Regions from separate parts of the Homo sapiens genome. Here region 2 is linked to region 1. A link is an interaction called in ENCODE POLR2A ChIA-PET data of the cell type or tissue named here. Cell type or tissue: Caco-2. All regions are shown on one strand. Links, peaks and the distances in the headings refer to the core of each region. The heading gives the core; the rest is flanking DNA.

What was found. ChIA-PET counts read pairs that join two places held together with the same protein. Peaks named below come from ENCODE experiments on the same cell type or tissue, not always from the same donor. Only the 100,000 strongest peaks of a DNase experiment are listed, where the experiment ranks them.
Region 2: POLR2A ChIA-PET joins it to region 1 with 9 read pairs; 1 of 35 experiments calls an interaction of 5 or more read pairs at or near these places.

Annotation. Positions count from the first base shown.
Region 1 is chr11:116,190,979-116,196,639 of GRCh38, forward strand. No RefSeq gene overlaps it. Among named protein-coding and RNA genes, the nearest start is that of LINC02703, 270 kb to the left of the region's middle. In Caco-2, for the core only: a CTCF peak has its summit at 2,441; DNase peaks (open chromatin) are centred at 2,093, 2,573, 2,953 and 3,403; H3K4me3 peaks cover 2,192 bases.
Region 2 is chr11:115,545,925-115,551,585 of GRCh38, forward strand. No RefSeq gene overlaps it. Among named protein-coding and RNA genes, the nearest start is that of CADM1, 44 kb to the left of the region's middle. In Caco-2, for the core only: CTCF peaks have their summits at 1,277 and 2,955; a DNase peak (open chromatin) is centred at 3,127.

The DNA.
Region 1 (5,661 bases), core at 398-5,397:
GAGCCAGCAGAGGAGAGGATACAAGTGCCTTCCCTTCTTCGTTGCCAGCATGAGCCTTCTCCAAGCCCCAGACTTAGGGGCTCTATGTGATGCCCATCCCCTCCTGGGGGCGCCCAATGCTATGCAAGAGGACAGCACTTACAAAGGGCTCCTTGCAAGGGAACTGCGCCTCCAGGGCCCCATCACCCCAGGGACTAGGATTCATTAGGACCACCCCACCATTTAAGCAGATGGGGAAACTTTGGCTCAGAGAAGCTAAGTTACTTACCTGGGGGCACACAGCCAGTAAGCAGAAGAGCCGAGTGCAAACTCTGCCTGAGTCTGTCTCATCAGAGGCAACCGATATGCAGGGCTCCCTCCTAGACCAGGCAAGCTGGGAGGAGACAGGGCTCAGGGAGAGTAAAAAGGAGAAATGCTTTAAGCTTGGATTTTACCAGGTCACAAGCAGACCTGGGCCCAGCCCCAGGGAAGCCCAGTGGCTGGTGAAACAGGACCTTCAGCAGGACTGAAGTCACGGGCGTCTCAGGCGCAGGAGGCCCACCAAGGTGCTTTCCAGTCTAATACTCAGTTGCTGTCATCAATCTATATCCGCTGAGTGCTGAGGGAGGCAGTGGGGTGTAATGAAAAGATTCTGTGTGACCATGTTCAAGTCACTTAAACTCTCAGCATCTGCAAAATGATGATGCAGATGGCAGCCTCATTCACAGGGTTGGGGTGAAGTTGGAATTTGCTGATAGGTGTGGAAATACCTTATGAGTTTCCAGGCACATGGCAGACTGGGTATATTTCTCTTCTGCTTCAGTGGGCCAGGGTAGCCCATGGGTGAGCTTCACTAGTGATCCCCCCTCTGCTCAGCCCCTGCAAACAACTCACCAACATCATCACCATCAGAAGCTGGTGGGGAGGGGGTGGGAGCCATGGAGGTCAACTCAGTCAAGGCAATGCCCTGCTGTGGGCAGTCCCTGGTCCTTGCACTCGCTTTGCTGATTCTATTGTGTTACCAGCCAGGAAACCTCTCTCCCTATCCTCTCTGTTCAGGACCAGAAGCAACCGACGGCCACATCACAAAGGTTCCAGTTTGCCCTCCAGAAGGTCTCAGAGAGAGGATGGCCTAGGGAGCCTGCCTTTCCCTTAGCACCCTGGACCTCTACGCACCAAATGTGACTCTTCCATTTGGCAGAAATCCCCTAATCATAACTGACATTTTCAAGCTCATTATCATTGAAAAGCATCTTTGCAGCATCTCAAGATATTCAGGATATGGGTTTGGGCTGCAAAGAACTTGGGTTCATTGGGTGGTGTTGGCCTGTTCCCTGCTATGTAAACTGACTGCAGTGATTCCCAACCCAGAGGGATGTTGAAAGAATTAAATTAGGTAATAGATGAATTCATGTGACCCAGCAGCCTAATTAGTCTAAAATGAACATGATAGCACTAGCTGTGTGACCTTGTGCAAATTACTTAAACCCTCTGTGTCTCCATTTCCTTATCTGTAAAATGAGGCTAATAATAGTATCCACCTCATAGGGTTAAATGAGTATTAAATGAGGATTAACAGAGGATTACATCAGTTAATATTTATAAGGCACTTAGACGAATACCTCCCACGTGGTGAGTGCTCAACTAATTATAATCATAATACTTACTAGAATTGTTGTTGCCATCACAACTACCCTTTGAAATAAAGAGTATTGCTATTCCATTTCACAGATGAGGAAACTGAGGTTAGAGGGCTCAGTCCCTCGCCCAGGACTTGCACTCTAGACTTTCTGGTGCCAGGTGAGGCTTCTTCACCCTCCCCTCCTCCAGTGGCTTCAGTGGCCTTTCCTCTATGGGAGACTGTCCAGGAGGACTCTGCCTCCCTCAGTGTTCCTCACAGCCCTGCCAAGACATCCTCCCGCTGCCACCTCCTGCTGAAGCCACCACCATCCAGATGGATGCCTGGGTCAGGCTTCCCCTCAGGAGGGAAGGGAGACAGGGACATCTGCTTTCTCCCCGAGGCAGCAGCCGCAGCTGAAAGGGGCCACCAGGCTGGCTTGGAATGACTCCTGCGCCAGCCAGGGCTTTCCAAAACCCTCATATCAATACTCGTCCTCTGGATCTCTGTCCTTTGGCGGATCAGAGGCTGGAGGGTCAGAGCTGACACTGCGGGCGTACACAGGTGTGTGTTGGGGTGGGGAAGGTGGAAAAGTGGGGGCTCCTCTTTCCAAATCACCCCCAGGCGCTCAGCTGCAACTGGAGCCCTCGGTGAGGGTCTGGATGACACAGCGCCTTCAAAGGCGTCTCCTGGGGGGGTGGGTTGGGGGGGTCCTTCCTCAGCCGCCCCCACGCACCCCCAACACACATACGGGCACGCGCGCACACACACACACACACCGCACACAGAGATGTACACAGAGGAAATGATCAAGCGCAAAGAATCCTCATGTGCTACTTTATATGGCAAATAATTGAACCGTACCCTTGTGGTCTCAGTGAGGAATTTCATCCATATTCATGCCTCGCGTTTCCTGTGGAAACGAATACGCCAGACATTCCAGCACAACGCGGGAGCAAGAAATCTTAAGCGCTAATTCAGCGTCTCTCCATTCCCCATTCCCGGCTCCGGCTCCGGGGAGAGCAGATTTAGATAGTGTCTAACCAGGCGGGAGGCAGCGCGTTCACCACGGAGCCTTGTCCATCCTTCTTTGTCCCTGCTCTCCCTTTCTCTGCCTTTGTCTCCTTTCTCCTTCCTTTACTCTCCCGCCGTCTTCTGCTGCTTCCCCTGCCTCTCTTCTCTCCCCCTACTACCCTATTGCCTCCCCTCCTGCCCCCTTCCTCGGTCCTCTCCCCGCAGCTTTCCCCCTGCCTGCACTCCCTCCTCCCTCCTCGGCCTCCCAGGCCTCCTCCTCCAGCTCCTGCAAAGTTCCGGTCGGAGCTTGGAGTTTCACTTTTCCTGGTCTGGGTTTGATGGGGAGGGGGTGCGGCCCGGGTGCTGGGAAGCCGGTTTGGCGAGTGCGTGTCCATGAATACCAAGCATGTTAATAGGTTAAAGTAAATCTAAAGTAACATTTGAAAGCAGAGAGATGAAAGCAGATCACAGGCCAAAGATCAAACAATCTAGAGCCACTTCTAAGCCTTTTACAGCTGGAGATTATTAGCATTTGAAAGTGAAGAGCATTAGAGGGAGAGAGGGAAAAAAAGTTGGAAAGAATTTTTGTTGTGGAGATAAAAACTGAAATAAATGACAGTGGAAAGGGAAAACTAGAAAGAGGCTGACTTATTTAAAAAACCACGTTAAGACAGTGGAAGGGGGGGATACCTGTCATTATATTTTTAGCTCATCAACCAGCATTGGGCTCAGTGCTGAGTGAGGCTTGAGGCTGCCCCGCCTTCCTCTCTCCTCCTCCCTTCCTTGCCTTCTCTGGAGGAGGTGTCCAGTTCTGCCATACTCTCTCTTCCTTCCTCTGGGTGGGGAGTGTGGCAAGGTCGAGGGGACAGGCACTGGGGCTGAAACCAGGCCCTTCCTCTTTGCTGCCAGGCACCCCAGGACCTTCAGACCATCCCCTCTGGGAGCTGTCCAGACAATCTTTATAATCCTAGAGTATTTGAGTTGGTGCAACCAAGAGGTTATCCTACCTGTGAGGTTATCCACCTGTGATTCTTTTTCTGCAATCACAGGCATAATCCCCCTCCAAACCACAACTGCAACCCCCAGATCCCACCCAGCCTACTTATTTTACAGAGGAGAAGACTGAGGGCCCCGCCTCCAGTGCAGTAACATCGTTAAATAAGAGAGCATATAAAACCTCCCACCTGCCATACTTTTAATTTAGCTGGTATCTATTTCCTAAGACCTCATATGTGCTGGGCACTCTGCTAGGTGCTGGAACAACCATGCTGAACAAAACAGGCAGGGTCTCCATCTGTGGGACTCTTGCAGGCTACTGGGGGAAGCAGATGATAAATAAAGACTTCAGGTGAAACAATGGGAATGGATCCCAATCATTTATCACAGTTCCCTCCTGAAATTACACTAACATGAGATTCAAGCCACTAAAACCCCATCAGAAAAAAGGAATGGAAGAAATGACAACAGCAGAGGAAAAATGTCTTCCAATTTGGGGAAGACGAAAAGCAAATGCAAGAGTGACAACTTGGCCAGGCACAGTGGTTCACGCCTGTAATCCCAGCACTTTGGGAGGCCAAGGCGTGTGGATCACCTGAGGTCAGGAGTTCGAGACCAGTCTGGGCAACATGGTGAGACCCTGTCTCTACTAAAAATACAAAAATTAGCCGGTTATGGTGGTGTGTGCCTGTAATCCCAGCTCCTCAGGAGGCTGAGGCAGGAGAATCGCTTGAACCCTGGGAGTGGAGGTTGCAGTGAGCCAAGATCGTGCCACTTCACTCCAGCCTGGGCAACAGTGCAAGACTCCGTCAAAAAAAAAAAAAAAAAAAAAAAAGATTGACAACAGACTTAACAGAATGAAGGATGTTTAAATTGTCAGGCCTGCGGAGGGAGGGGTCTAAGAAAGATGATATGGCCCCTGTGAATCCCCAGGAAACCAGAGGGAGTCAGGGACACTGGCCATGGCAGAAGGTAGCCTGAGGCATTGGTTAGACCTCCAGGTTCCCTTATTCAGCCTATGCAGTCAGGCGAGAACCCTCCTCCTAACCTGGGTGGGTTGAGGGGCAGGGTGGGTGACTTAGCCTCTGAAGGAAATGAACAAAAGAGGACTGGAGGATGCCATGCCCATCGGCAGGTGGGAGTACAGTACCGGACATAACATAGGAAGATGAGGCTGAGTTCCACATCCTGGGCAGAGAGACCCTCAGCCCCCTTCCCCAGTTGTACTTTCGTAAAGGGGAGCAGCCAGGATATCACACAACTCCCATGCCTTACCCCAGGCTAAGGCAAGAGAATTCTTCTCTGAAAAAATGGAATGACCTATGGAAGTAGACAACAGTACTGATTTGGGGGAGTCCTCCGAAGAAAAAGTCAGCTCCCTGTCCATTTACCTGACAATGCAGCTCACCAGTCATGGGATGCATTCATGCCCGTAGAGCTGCCAATCAGGTTGTTTTTTTTTTTTTTAAATGGCCCACACTCTGAAATATGGACAACTAAGGATCACCAGACGTTTTCAGAAAGCCTCTGCCCATAAGACCACACAAACAAATAGGGGGAGAAAAGGAACTTGGAAGAAACAGAAACAAGGTCAGAAGTAGAAGAAAACTTCAAAAACATATATCATAAATACCTTCAGAAAGATAAATGCAGACATTTCACCTGAAGGAAGAGCAGGAGAAAGAAAATAGACAGATAGATGATAGAAAGATAAAAATAGATTTACACTACCACATATAAAATCAAAGCACAAGAAATAACTCTTGGCTATTAAAAATGATTGCCAAAATTCAAAATTTAATAAAAGCTTTGAAAGATAAAGTAGAGGAAATTTCCCCAAAAGTGGAACAGAAAGAAAGAGAATGAGAGACAGAGAAAGACAGACAATACGAGAGAAAATGAGAACATTAAAGCATCAGTTCAAGAGGTCCAGCATTTGACCATTAAGAATTCTAGAAAGATTCAGAGAAAATGGAAGGGATAATTATTGAAGAAATAATAGAAGAAAATTTCCCTGAACTGAAAGATGTTGGTCTGCAGATTGAAAAGGTCAC
Region 2 (5,661 bases), core at 206-5,205, 650 kb before region 1:
AGCCTGTTATGCCTTCCATCCAAACAGCATCCATTCTCAATGCCAGCCCAAGCCTCAAGATCTTGGCTTCCTTTGTACTTAGTGCACTGGCCAAGTTTCTATCACCTCTAATTTTCATCTAGGTCTCATTCGTACTCTGAGGCCTAGATCATCCCAGTAGTTCCAGATTCTAGGATTTTAACCAACACCCACTTGGACCATGTTAATCAGATCAGTTTGTTCCAACAATTTCTTTTTTCACTCCCTTCCTTGTGCCTATGACTAACTTGTAGCAGGCCCAGTGTCCTCATCAACCAACCATAAATGCTTGGGGTTGGGTTAACACCACAGATGAAACCATCCTCTTTCTTTCTCTCCCACTTCCCACCAAAATCAACTGCTGAACATTTACCAACATCATTAATAGCTGTGTCTCCTTTGAGCTGTTCAGGATAAAGCCTTTTCTACACAGTAAAGAATGCATGCATGCAATCATATTTATTGATTTTAATCTCCATGGGGTGCAGGTGAGGGGAGAGGTATATTTCCAAAAATTTAGAGGTGTTCCAGAGGAAATAAAATCATTAGGATTCTATGAAGTTTGGCTAAATAATATGATCCCATTGCCCATTATAAAAACTGTCTTGGACCAATAGTTCTCAAACTTTAATGTGAAGAAAAATTATCTGGAGATCTCATTAACATGCAGTTTCTGATTCAGTAGGCCTATGGGAGAACCTCAGAGCAAGCTTCCACGTACTGCCAATACCACTGGTCCCACCAGTCTGTAGACCAGCCTTGAGTAGTAAGGAGCTAGTGCTCCTCCCACACTGGGCTCTAGACTTGTTTGCATCCCAGGTTCCTCTCACCTACCTGAGATTTACCATTTGTGACATGAGAATATTGAACTGCCTGATCTCTTATCCCCTCACAATGCTAAAATGCAAGGTTCTGTATACACCCTTCTCATCTCACATGTCAACTCTTCTCTAAAGTCTTCCCCAGTTCTCCAATGGAAATTCCCATCCTGAGTTCCATACTTCAATTCAATTCCATTTAGGACAGTTCAACTCAATTCAGAAGCCTTCACTGAACATTTTTTATGTACTAGGTGTTTTCTTTCTTTGAGACTGAGTTGATGAGGATGCTATTAACCAAAGTGGAAAGTTGAGTTATATAGATGGAAGAGGAGACTGGAGGAGAATGTGTAAGCAAGTTCGTATTTGCCAAAATAGGTTTCATATTCCTGTAATTTGTAGAAATGGAGAGGTAGTGTGGCATGGTAGCCTCTAGAGGCAGACCACGCATGTTTGGAACTCACCCCTGCTGTTCATAAGCTGTGTGATCTTATGTTAGGTAATCCCTCTATGCCCCCATTTCCTGATTTTAAGATGAGGATAATAATGGCACCCACCTCATGGAGTTGTTATGTTGTTACGAGTAAATGAGGGCTGGACGCGGTGGCTCACGCTTGTAATCCCAGCACTTTGGGAAGCTGTGGAGGGTAGATCACAAGGTCAGGAGATCGAGACCACCCTGGCTAACACGGTGAAACCCCGCCTCTACTAAAAATACAAAATATTAGCCAGATGTGGTGGCAGGCGCCTGTAGTCCCAGCTACTTGGGAGACTGAGGCAGGAAAATGGTGAGAACCCAGGAGGTGGAGCTTGCAGTGAGCAGAAATTGCGCCACTGTACTCCAGCCTGGGTGACAGAGCAAGACTCCACCTCAAAAAAAAAAAGAAAAAAAGAAAAAAAAAGAGTAAATTAGGGTCAATACTTATAAAGCACATAGACTGTTATTGGTACATGGTATACCAAAGAAATGTTTTTCCAACAAATATATGTTCTGGAGATGTCATTCAGAAAAAGTCCAGGTAGGAGATATGGATTTGGGAGCCGTCTGTATTTAGGAGCAAAAGATATTTTGCAGAGAGAATGTAGGCTGCAAATTGAGTGGCAAAGAAGGAAGAAATGGATTCTTTAGGGGATACCAATATTTAAGGGGCAAGCAGAGAAGGAGATGCAATGAAGGAGACTGAGGAGTGGTCTCAGAAGTAAAGATGACCCAAGAGAAAGTGAAACCAGAAGCTCAATAACTAGAGAATTTCAAGAAAGAGGTAGTGGTCAACAATGGCCAACACAAGTAAGATGAGGAATAAAACAAAGCTGTTTGTTCAGATGGCTAAGAAAGCAAGTGTCAGACCACATATAATTTTTATTTGTGTCTGTCTTCACCCCTAAGCCATGAGTCCTCAATGTAAGGGGTCAAGTTTGTTATTCAGCCTTGTATATCCAGAGGCTAACACATGCCTACAGCATAGCAGGATGTTCTCAGTGTGGTCAAAATATTATTTTTGTTATGAGACTCTCTAATGACTCCTGTTCCTTCGAGGTCCACTTCACCCTGCTTGTCTATTAATAATGAGACAGTAAACAAAATTGAGAGAATCTCATTTCCTGTCCTGTCCTTTTTTCTTGGGGGGCCCCCAAGGAGAAGATGAGGCCAGTATTTCTTGGTACTGGACATCTTTTAAACATGAGACTGGATGATTGCAGAAGTTGAGATGAGGTTATATGAGGGCTGGGATGGGGGGCAGCTGTCTGGTAAAAATCTCAAGGGAGATAATCTTCTTGGGGTTCACAGCATCTTTCTTTCAGCCTAATATGCACTAGCAGGGTCCCACAGCTTGTGCGCTGGGCTGGGCCCCCAGGTGGGTCTGTTTCCAAGGCTCTATGGTAATAACCATCTTCACTCCGAGGAGACCAAATGCCCATATGTTGTGGGAGAAATTCCTCTGTTGGGTAGTAGTTGGGCTAGCCCCTTCCCCAGATTCTAGGAGCCTGGGTGACCACTTAAGGCAATGGTGATGGCCCAAGATTCTCGTGGTGGGGTTCAGGTGAGGGCAGAGTGGAAAGTCCTGGGCACACAGTTCTATGCTTGTTTAGGCATCTGCAGGCTTGTGGGATAAATTGAGAATGGCAGGAAGAGGAGATGGTGAGCCAGAGGAAGGAGGGGGAGTGTGTGGGTTACAGGACTGCAGAGCCCCCTGCTGAGAAATTGTAATTCTGGCCCTGTGGACCAGGTAAGAGGGAGGAAGTAAGAGGGGGTGGTGGGCTGGGAAGGTGGAGCCGGGGGAGCTCTGATTCATTCTAGTGTTGACAAATAGGCTGGATTCCTTTCACTCGGCTGGACTTTGCCCTTTCAGGATATACAGCCAGCGTCAGCACACTGCTAATGGGGCTTTGAGAGTCTCCTTTTGATGAGCACGTCCCAGAAAGCAGGTATTAGCCATTTCTGCTGGGGAGGCAATGAAGGCATTTGCAGCTGAAATCGGCTTTCCTGGCTGCCCTAATAAAGCAGAGACTTTCAAAGCCCCATTAGCAGTGTGCTGACTGCAGCTTTACATCTGGACTAGCCCAGTTTAGGAGGGGAGCGCTGGGCACTCATATCCTGGACCCCAAGGAACAAACTGCCTCTGACCAAAGCTAGCTTCTTTTTCATCGACACACTGTGGACGCCATAGGAGAGGAACCCTGTCTCCCTATCCTTGGGATGTAGCTTGGTGCCTGGCACAAAATAGACTCCCAATAAACGTTGATGGAATTGATAAACGAGTTTGGAGGGGGGTCAGCTACTAAAAGGACCTGGAGCACCACATTATGGACAGCTCCAGGCCCTTGGTGAGTGCTTAATATACATTTATGAGATGGATGACCGACAGGTAGGACAAACAGCGGGTTGGGAAATGAAAGGAAAGGCTGATGTGAGAGAAAAGGAAAAGTAGCTCCTCCCTCTGTCCCCCACCTGCTGAATTTTCTACAAGTAGGAGACTTCAGAGCCTTCCATGTCTCCCCAGAGAGAAGCCAGAGGAACTTTTTCTTGTTAGGCCCCAAAGGTGAGGAATGGCACGGGGGAAGGAGGACCCCTGGTTGCCAGGCTCTTTTGCAAGTTCTATATGCGGAGAAATCTACGTAGATGGGAAGGATTTTCACTTTCTAGGTGATGTAATGGCGTCTCTCATAAGTATGTGCCTTTTGCAGGTCCACAAACATATGAATGATAGAGCCAGAGTTCCAGTTCAAGTCAGTCTGCCTTCCAGGCTCGCAGTCTTTCTTCCCAGCCACCTCCAGTTTTCCCTCTGACCACAAAGCCCATGAGGAGTGTCATTCTGAATATTCACTGACTCTAGACAGATGGCCTTTTCTACCTGTTCTACAGGCGTGCACATGCCCTTCGTCAGAAAGCAGTCTAGAAGTCGTTCATCTCCACTTTCCATCATCTTCTTCCTCTTCCATGACCCTAAGCACACTTCTGGAGGATGGGTGGATGGACCAGCACGACAGCTAGCTGTTAGTTGCCAATTTCCGTCAGAACAGATAATGTTTCTCCAGGTGGATGGGGCTTCCCCACCTATCCTCCTATTTTTCTGAATACTTTCTGGTCTGGTTTCAGACCAGATCTTACAAGAAGCTCTGTAAAGGAAAATACACAACAAATAATAAGTGGAATGAAATGGATAAATGCATAAAGACCTAGCTGGCCAGAGCGGCCTGCCCTCGTGGGTTTATCTCACATACCTGTCTTACTCATACACTGCCTGGTCTCACGGAGGCCCTCTAAGTCACTGGTGTGTGACTGGGGCTCTTTGCCCGGCCGTTCTGCCACTTGAAAATTTCCAGTCAAGATTTAGTCACTGCACATTTTTGAGAGTCCTCTAATCAGAGAAATTAACTCTCATCAGACACAGGAATTAATCTTTGTTAGTGTTGTTGTCAGTCTAACTTTGCCTTCCTCAGTGCGAGACGTAGAGAGAGGGACGCCCTCGCAGGGAGCTGCTGCCACCATTGGCAGAGGACGCAGGCAGGCCTTCACTGAAAGAATGGGGGGTGACCCCTGCTTCTCCCTGAGTTGAAGGGTGTGTGGGATCCCCGAGGAATTCTCTGGCGTTCAGCCCTGGGCTGTGCTGTATTCAGGGCTCTAAAAACGCTGGCCGACTTGAATGTGTGAATACAGTTATGGCAGGGAGGGAGGGGAGGTGCTTTGGGAAGGATACCACAGCATAATGGGAACAAGCTAAGAATCAGATGACAGCACACGATGAGGGGCGGTGGGGACAGGGTTCTTTACTGGTTCACCAGTTTGTTAAAAATACGGACCTGTTTTATTTATTATTTATTTATTTTTTGACAGGTCTTGCTTTGTTGCCAAGGCTGGGGTACAGTGGCACGATTTCAGCTCACGGCAACCTCTGCCTCCTGGGCTCAAGTGATCCTCCAGGTAAGGAGGCTACCTTAGCTCCTGGCTAATTCTTGTATTTTTTGTAGAGACGAAGTTTTCCCATATTCCCCAGGCTGGTATCAAACTCCTAGGCTCAAGCGATCTGCACGCCTCAGCCTCCCAAAGTGCTGAGGTTACAGGTGTGAGCCACCACACCTGGCCCAGACCTCTCTTTTGAAGTCATCTTTCAATGGGTGTGGGTGTGGAGTGTGTGGCAGTGAGGGCGGGGACAGACCCTTAGCTGCATTTGTGGAAGTTTGGGACCAACTTCAAGATTCAGAGAATCATAGCCATTTTGGTTGTAGAGAAACTATAATGCTCAGAGAATCAGATTGCTGCAAAGTAAATAAATGTGATGTTAACACCATCATCCATAATATATATTTCATATCCTCTCATTTG